Regions from separate parts of the Homo sapiens genome. Here region 2 is linked to region 1. A link is a loop called in an ENCODE intact Hi-C map of the cell type or tissue named here. Cell type or tissue: endothelial cell of umbilical vein. All regions are shown on one strand. Links, peaks and the distances in the headings refer to the core of each region. The heading gives the core; the rest is flanking DNA.

Region 1 (4,388 bases), core at 261-4,260:
AGTTTAAAGTTTTTTATATTGTTTTATACAATGCCCTTATATAAACAACCTTTCTTGGCTTTAGGTTTTTAAAAATCAAATGCAGAAACAGATGAAATACCAAAACAGTTCTAAGAGGACATCTTTCCACTATGAAACCTGACATCAGTAACTGCACACAACTAACAGTACCTGTCACATTACATTCCAGTTGTTCATATCAATTTTATTAGTTTTGTAGTTTGGGGGTATTTAACTTTTAGATTTGTGTATTAGTCAGGGATCTCTAGAGAAACAGAACCAATAGGGCATGCGCACGCGCACGTGTGTGTGTGTGTGTGTGTGTGTAGAGAAAGAAAGAGATTTATTTTAAGAAATTGGCTCACACTAGCTGGGCACAGTGGCTCACACCTATAAACCCAGCACTTTGGGAGGCTGAGGCTGGAGGGAGGATCGCTTGACCCCAGGAGTTCAAGACCAGCCTGGGCAACATAGCGAGACCCTTAAGTCTGTTTTTTTTAAAAATTGTTATATATTAAAAAAAAAAGAAAGAAAGAAATTGGCTCACATGATTATGGAGGTTGCAAGTCCAAAATCTCCAGGGCAGGCCAACAAGCTGGAGACCCAGGGGAGAGCTGTTTTACAGTTCAAATCCAAATGCCCTCTCCTGACAGAATTCCTTCTTGCTGGGGAGAGAGCAGTCTTTTTCTATTAAGGCCTTCAACGGATTGGACGAGGCCCACCTGTATTGTGGAGGGTATCTGCCTTACTCAAAGTCCACTGACTCAAATGCATTAATTTCATCTAAAAGGAAACCTTCATAGCAACATTTAAAACAATGTTTGCCCAAATATCTGGGTACCATGGCCTAGCTAAGTTGACACATAAAATTAAACATCACAATTTGTTTTGGTTTTAAGGTTGTATAAGAGCCACAAGGATCAGGATTTCAAATCTTGCCTTAAATACATATTTTTGAAGTGTTTTTAATAAAAACACTTTAACAGCATCGGGGCAGTGGCGGGGGTGGGGAGTGGGGTCTGTACTTTTTTTCTTTTAAAAGCATCTGAACTGTCCTCAGGCTGAAGAGCAGTCTTCCAGAACTGAAAACTTGCTAAAGATTTTCCCCCTGGCCAGGCGCAGTGGCTCAAGCCTGTAATCCCAGCACTTTGGGAGGCCGAGACGGGCGGATCACGAGGTCAGGAGATCGAGACCATCCTGGCTAACATGGTGAAATCCCGTCTCTACTAAAAATACAAAAAATTAGCCGGGCGTGGTGGCGGGCGCCTATAGTCCCAGCTACTCCGGAGACTGAGGCAGGAGAATGGCGTGAACCCGGGAGGCGGAGCTTGCAGTGAGCCGAGATCGTGCCACTGCACTCCAGTCTGGGCGACAGAGCAAGAGTCCATCTCAAAAAAAAAAAAAAAAAGATTTTCCCCCCAAAAAACTTAAAAGCAATCTTCCTTCAAAGATGAATCCTGCCTCTGCCCATAACACAGAGAGGGAACTTGCTGGCAGCTGCATCCAGGCCCTGGGCTTCAGGGTTTTAGAAGTGTGGCTCTGCTTATCTACACAGTATATGATCTGCTTTTTTCTCTTAACATTTGGAATAAGGCTCTATGTCTTCCTTCTTAAAAGATGTTTTCCTTATTGGTTTGATTTCTATGAAATTGATTTCAGTGAAACATAATAAAGTTATTTACAATGATCACTGGAAATAACAGCTACAATATGGCCTGGAAAAGAATATTGTGAACCAGCATTAAGATATGTTGAGGGTAATGGTGTATTATGAAGTTCATATGTATTTAGCAAAAGATTTTATATAAAAGGATCCTTTTACTTCTCTATCCTCAATTCCTGAGTAAAAAACACATCCCATGAATGTCATCTCATGCAGAAAAGAGAACTGTACTAATAGTTTCATTAGAACAGAAAAATCATCCGAATAAAAATATCAGATGATTCATTAAGCAAACCCCTACCCACTGCCTTAAAACCCTAGGCTTGCTGTCATTTAGATTTCCTGTCAGGAACGCCATATTTCAGCTATAAATAGAACATGGCAGCAGATAGAGCAGCTTTTTAATGAGGTCATTCCAGAGTCTGCATGATTTATTTTCTTTGAGTCTTTGCCATTTTTTGCTTCAGATGTGGCCCCTTTGTGATGATGATGCAACGTGACAGAATCATACCAGACTTCCAGAGCACTACCCTTGCCGCCCAAGTGCCCGCTCTCCCTCCTCCTTCCTCTCCCTCTCTGTCCTCCTTTGCACACTTGCTTTTTAAAGCCTCTTGTAAAGGGGCAGCAGTCAGAGGCTTCTGTCATATGTTTAGAGACCACCGATTGGGTCTCACTTTTGATCACTCTCCCATCAGACACTAAATGTCCCAGCTGGAGCTTGGCTCATGTCTGGCTCTCCTAAGGTTGTTTACCTTCTTTCCTGAACTTTATGATTGATGATAGGGGTGTGAGGGGTGTGGAATAATGGAGACAGACATAAGACTAATAAATTAAAAGCAATTGAGTGAGCTGAGAGTTTTCCCATCTTCCTTATTAAACCTGACTCTATAATAGCTCCTAAAAGAATAACAGAAATGGAAAACACCGTCTCTAGTCAATACCCTTTCACTCAATGTGATTTTCCAGATGCTGGGAAGGGCCCTCCAACCCCAGTTCCCCACTCTCCTTCCCCTGTCACCAGTGCATGATTATACTTACCTAGGGACAAAAGCCTTTGTTCCCAGTGGTGACAGTTTTGGTGGCTCTGGAGGCTTTAGCGTTCCCTGATTCTAGCAACACCCTGAAAGACACACCAACAGTCCTTCCAAATCTCCATGTGATCTAAGTTAGAGCTCGGAGGAAGCACAGCTTCACAAGGCCCATCCTCCCCAGCGGCCTTCCCAGGCCCTCCAGCCAGCCCACACTCTGCCTTCATCCCAGGGTTGCTTGGCTCCTACTGGGGGTCTATGGGCGGGAGTACCACAGCTGCATTACCGAGCACATTCCTGCCTCCTGGTCTAGAGGCAGGCTGAAAAAGGCTGGCTGTTGGTTTCACAACACATTTAGCAGAAGCACCTGACCTGACCTGAGCCCTCCTGGTGGAAAACCCAACCGGGTCTCCTGTGAGGTGTTTCGGTCTGGACTTGTCGGCTGAGGGACAGCTGCGTCCATCAGTGTCCCTTTCCCGGCTGGGAACTACTTGAGGGTTCCCAGGACTGTGCTTCTTTGTCTTTGTATCTCCAGTGCCTAGCACAGGAGGGGCACGTAATAAGTGCCCTTTAAATATTTGCTGAGTTTAATTGAATCTTTATCTGAACACTTAGGAAAAAAGCAAGTGACACCACATGGAACTATCCTTCAGGACGGGGCACTCACTCACTCATGGAATCAGTCCTTCATTTAATTAACATGTATCGAGGGCCAACTAAGCCTAGGTTTCCGGCTTTCTGCTTTGCCTCAGGAAAGTAAAAGTGAGTAATAGGCAATCTCTGTGCTTGTTTAGTTCATAGCCAAGAAGGGAAGACAGCTAATAAGGCAGGATTTTAGTACAGTGTGATAAGAGTGCTGATAAAGGTGCATAAGTCACAAGAGCACGAAGCCAGGCATCTAACCTCGTTGTCTGGAAGGGACGTTGAGGCAGAGAGAACAGTGGAACGTTGGCATGGAGATGTGGGAGACATGAAGTTTTGTGCAAACATCTCAGTGAGGCTCCAGTGTGGCCATCACAGGGAGATGATCATGGGAGAGACACAGAAGGAAGCAAGACCGGAGCAGTTAATGAGGCCCGAGCAAGGGGACCTTGCCTACATGCTAAGGAGGCTGGGCTCTGTCCCAGAGCACCGCAGGAGGTGATTAAGCTGGAGAGCGACAGGATCAGATTTGCATTCACTGTAAAGCCAGGTGCAGTGGCTTACACCTGTAATCCCAGCACTTTGGAAGGCTGAGGTGGGAGGCTCGCTTGAGGCCAGGAGTTCAAGACCAGTCTGGGCAACATAAGGAGACCTCATCTCTGCAACAACAAGAAAGAAAGATCACTTTAAACACTAAAGACATTACTGCTTGTACATAGAGGATGGCTGAACATAATTACCGTGAGGTAGAGAGTTTTCTCCATGGGGTCCTAGCTTTAAGCTCTGGACAATTGACTGAAGGAGACAGCCCTTAGGAGAGAAAATAAAAGCTGAAAGTGACCTGAGTTTTACTACAATTGGTTATGTTACTCTATGACTCCACACAGCTCCTGTCTACTTCCACCAAAATGGCACCACCTTCCTGTTCCTAGGGATTCCCCCTAAGACAGAGGGTGGCAATGTTACTTCCTTCCATTCCGTTAGAGGCCTTGGGTTCATGAAGTGTGGTCCCCCTCCCTGCAACTTCCTGGGGAGGGCCTTTCTGAGGCAATTAG
Region 2 (4,388 bases), core at 179-4,178, 260 kb before region 1:
GCGACAGAGCGAGACTCCGTCTCAAAAAAAAAAAAAAAAAAAAAAAAAAATCAGCCGGGCATGGCGACGCATGCCTGTAATCCCAGCCACTCAGGAGGCTGAGGCAGGAGAATCGCTTGAACTCAGGAGGCAGAGGTTGCAGTGAGCCGAGATCGCGCCACTGCACTCCAGCCTGGGCAACAGAATGAGACTCTGTCTCAAAAAAAAAAAAAAGAAAAAAAAGAAACAGCCATCAAAGCATTGGTTCTCTGGTTAAAGACAATGTAGATTACTCAGTGTGCCTGATGTATCAGGACTGTTGTTTCTAAATTATTATTATTTTCATTCTACAAATGAGAAAATGGAGAATCGGAGTGATGAATTAAATTGTCCTAGGGTCACTAGCCCATTAGGAGATTGTGCAGCTGGGATTTCAACCTGGATTGAGAGATTCTAAGCCTGAATCCATGGCTGGGCATCCCTGCATTGCAAAACAACAGGTGGCCACCAGGTATGACATCCATGGAAGCTGCCGGGAGCAATGGACACAGTGGGATTTCTTTATGTATGTGTGTGATCTAATTTGATTTTAAAGGACTGTTTCTGAGTGGTGCATTCTGAATACTCTGCATATTTCCAAATTCCACAACAGAATACAGAAAGACTGTGGGATAGAGATGATAGTTTCTTGAAATAGGCAAATCACTAAAAATGGCTCAGAAGTGGGGCCCAACTCAGGGGACAAAGTTGACTTTGATCTGGAAATTGTAGTGTAAGGAAGGCACTTAAAACTGAGCACTTCATCAAACCCCAGGCTTTTTTAGGATCAGCAATTTCTACCATGGGTGTCCCTGCTAAGAAGCCTCTAGAAGGTGAGACAGAACTTCCTGTGTACGTGGAGGGCAGCAGTGGGCAGAGCCAGGGATGCTGGGGGGAAACGCCAGTCACAGTGGTTCCTGGGCTGCTTCAGGGGCGCTGCGGAAGGGAACCGGGCAGCACTTAGCTGGGTGTGACCTCCTCAAACAGAATGACAGAGGTCACTCCCAGCCCTGCTTGGGTAACAGGAGACCTGGAGACCTGGCAACAGCTCTTCAGAGGAGGGTGTCATCTGGCTAGAGAAGAGGGCTTTGCTGGCAGAAGCAGCTACCTAGTTTAGGGGGTCTGGAGGTGACTATGGGGAAGACAAGAACTTAACAAAGAAAAAAGTTCTAAGTCTTTTTCCCTATGTATGTGTATGCTGTTCATAATTTTGCAAATAACGTATAACTACAATCTCCTTTAACAAAACAGCCCTGATGATCTCATGAAGGCAGGGAGTAGAAGAAATAGATACTGCAGGCTGGGAAGGGTGTGTGGGTAGGAAGGGGATGAAGAGAGGTTGGCTAATGAGATAGAAGGAGTAAGTGTTTGCTCTAGTGTTCAACAGCAGAGCGGGGTGACTCCAGTTAAGTGTGTTGTGTATTTTGCAATAGCTATAAGAGAGGATGTAAAATGTTCCCAACACATAGAAATTAAAAATACTCGAAGTGATGGACACCCCAAATACCCTAACTTGAACATACAGTCTCTGATTTCACAAAATATCACATGTACCCTATCAATATTTCAAAATATTGTATATCGAAAAAAAACCTGCCCTTGTCCATCACCCTGCTGGGTGCTAGGCCTCTTCCCCACTGCTTTCCCCAAAGGAAAAGGGTTTGTCATCTAGAATTTCTAAACACAAACCTTTTGGGGTAGGGGAAGAATCTTTTTTCCTGTCTAGATCCGACTCTGCTCAGCTCTAAAAACTCCAGGAACTATAATAAAAACAGACTCTAGCAGGGCCAGGTGGGGGCCCAGGGGAGATCAAGCCCATCTCTCAGGAACTGCAGCCCATCCTGCCCAGGGACCTCATTCTACCCAGGGGGGACCTGTACTGGTATGTGTGCACACAGCACCAGGACAGAGCGAAAAGTGGCTCCAAGCTCATTTTCAAAGACACACCGACATGCAGACCATAGGAAGGCAGAGCCCCTTTTGCCATTTCAAAGTAAGTTTTACTGCTTTTTGCTTCGGTGACTCCACACTGTTGGCCACTCCCCATCTCTTCCAGTCCAGGGCACAGCCTAGACTTTCCTAGAACAAAAGTCCATTTTCTACAGGTGTGGAAAAAGAGCTGGGCTCTTGAGAAAGGAGGTCATGCCAGCCCTCTCCCACGGCACTGAGCAACAGGGAGCCAGGGCTGGCGGGAGGATGAGGCTCATGAAGGGGAGGAACCCATGGGCCATGGGACGCCAACTCATGGGCGCTGGCCACAGACAGAAAGCCGGGGTTTGGGGATGCAACTTAGTGGTCTTCTATAGTCTTTGAGACAGGGGAGATAGGAGAGTCCACAAGGAAGCCGTCCCTCCTGACGGCAACACTGACAGCCCAGCCTCAATGTCCCAAGTGCCCACGGAGGCTCTGCTGGGAGGACTCCCTCCAGCCAGGCCAGGGCTGGGCGTCAGTCACCCCATGCGGGGAACTGGGTCTCAGTTGGCCATGTCTGTTCTAAAAACAGAAGGACCACAACCGAGCCCAGTGTCTATTTTTAACGTCCCACTCACTGAAGAGGAATGTGTAATATTTCAGTAAAAGACGAGTGCAGGCTGCCAAAACTAACTGTTTGGCTTGGCAGCCTCGGACAGATCTAAATTGTTGAGACAAAGGCTACAGAAGCCTTGTCAGAAAAGATCATCATTTACTGGAGCAAATCCTAATACATTCACCAACCACTTAACATCTATTCTTCCCACCTCCCCTCCAAAGAGGGAAGAGGAGGAAGATGAGCAGGAGGATACTAAAAACCTTTAGAATCACAAATTTAGTAGAAGTGGCAGCTGACAGGGACAAACCCAGGGGCCCAAAGAGACGGGGCGTGAACGTAAGCAAACAAACATCCACCCCGTCAGCCTCTAAGGCAAAAAACACCAGCCAGGGAGAACTCAGCTGAGGCCCAACAGGAAATGGGTGCAGAGGTGCACCAGTCCCCAGGGTTGTCAAGGTTAAGGGACAAATAATTGTGTCTGCCATTCTGGGCTCATCATCTCACAGGGACAAAGACGCACCAACAAGGAATTCATCAGCATGATCCCCATTTTTCCTCTATCACAGTGCTTCCTAACGGTAACAGGGAAGAGGGTAACTCTGGAAGCTGCATAGGGCTTAAGAGCCCAGCACTGGGCTTAGGACTGCCTGGTTCACATCTTCACTTTATGCCATAGTTTCCTCATCTGTAAGGTGGGTTGCTGTGAGGATTACACTCTGCAATGCAGGGAGGGTGCTCAGCACAGACCCGGCACGTGGTGAGATTCCTGATTGGGACAACTGTTAAAAGAGGATTTGTGCTGAGTCTGGAGGGCAAGTGGGGCCTTCTCAGGTGGATAGGGGTCAGGGGACGGAGCAAAACACTGAGGTCCAAGAGAACATGGTCCCTGAGGTGGGTGAGAACAGAGCCTGTGGGATGGCAGTGCAGGGCTGAGGGCAGGGCTGAGCGAGTGACGCATCGTCCCACACACATGGAGAGCAGGGAAAGGCCAAGAGCAGGGGCACACAGGGGTCTGCTGTTGTCTCAGGAAGGGGTGAGGCACAGCCCAGAGGAAGGGCAGGAGGGAGGGAGGGGACTGCTGGGCAGAGATGGGGGTCTCGGTGAGAAGCACAGAGACCAAGTTGCGGGTGGGTGGATGCAGCCCCATGGTGTCCTGCCTCTCAGAAGCCCCGTGACTGGTAGTGAGGAGGAACCATTGAGCAGAGCCAATGAATCCTCTATGTCCAGGAACATCCTGCTGGAACAGCCCTTCTGTCCCACCATGGGCAGCAAAGCCCCGAAAGTCACAGATAGACCTGAGCTCCAATTGCTCTCCGCCCACTCGACCTGCCAGGCACCTGACCCCCTGCATCCCGGTGTCCTGACCCACAGCGTGAACAGGGACACCAGCCTCCCAAGGGTGAAAGAATTCAGAGTACACACACATCCCTATCATGGGCACAGCACAGAGGAAGGGCCTGTGCTCATAAATGCTTATGTATCTTCCCAAGGAGGCGTCTGGAAGGCTTCCCTACTCTGGGAATGATCTATATTAGCCCCCCAAGATCTTTTGATACCCATGAAATCAAGGAACCGATCCCCAGCCCAACCTACTTACTGCCCTAATAGGCAGCTGGACATCAGGTGAAGGAAGGGGGTAGCCAGAAAGGAGAAGCAGCCAGACAGCTTGGGGGAGGGGCAAGGCTGGGGACAGGGTCACAACGCCCAGCCAACCAAGAGCCCAGCCAACCAAGGCTGGGGATGGGGTCCCAAGAGCCCAGCCAACTTTGAAGCAGGGCCTGACCTGCCCCAAAGGCATTTTCTCCTCTGAATTCTCCAGCCCAGACCGCCTGGGGAATGT

Evidence for each region. A loop is a pair of places that touch in the nucleus more often than their neighbours do. Peaks named below come from ENCODE experiments on the same cell type or tissue, not always from the same donor. Only the 100,000 strongest peaks of a DNase experiment are listed, where the experiment ranks them.
Region 2: it touches region 1 in a loop (9-fold over the local background); 1 of 110 quality-filtered maps calls a loop at or near these places.

Annotation. Positions count from the first base shown.
Region 1 is chr1:231,104,413-231,108,800 of GRCh38, forward strand. No RefSeq gene overlaps it. Among named protein-coding and RNA genes, the nearest start is that of TRIM67, 55 kb to the right of the region's middle. In endothelial cell of umbilical vein, for the core only: no CTCF peak of the experiment used is centred there; a DNase peak (open chromatin) is centred at 2,069; H3K27me3 peaks cover 169 bases.
Region 2 is chr1:230,847,080-230,851,467 of GRCh38, forward strand. The region is part of intron 2 of C1orf198 (chromosome 1 open reading frame 198); the gene reads right to left. Among named protein-coding and RNA genes, the nearest start is that of C1orf198, 19 kb to the right of the region's middle. RefSeq lists an enhancer at 1,698-4,388. In endothelial cell of umbilical vein, for the core only: no CTCF peak of the experiment used is centred there; a DNase peak (open chromatin) is centred at 2,612; H3K27ac peaks cover 1,903 bases.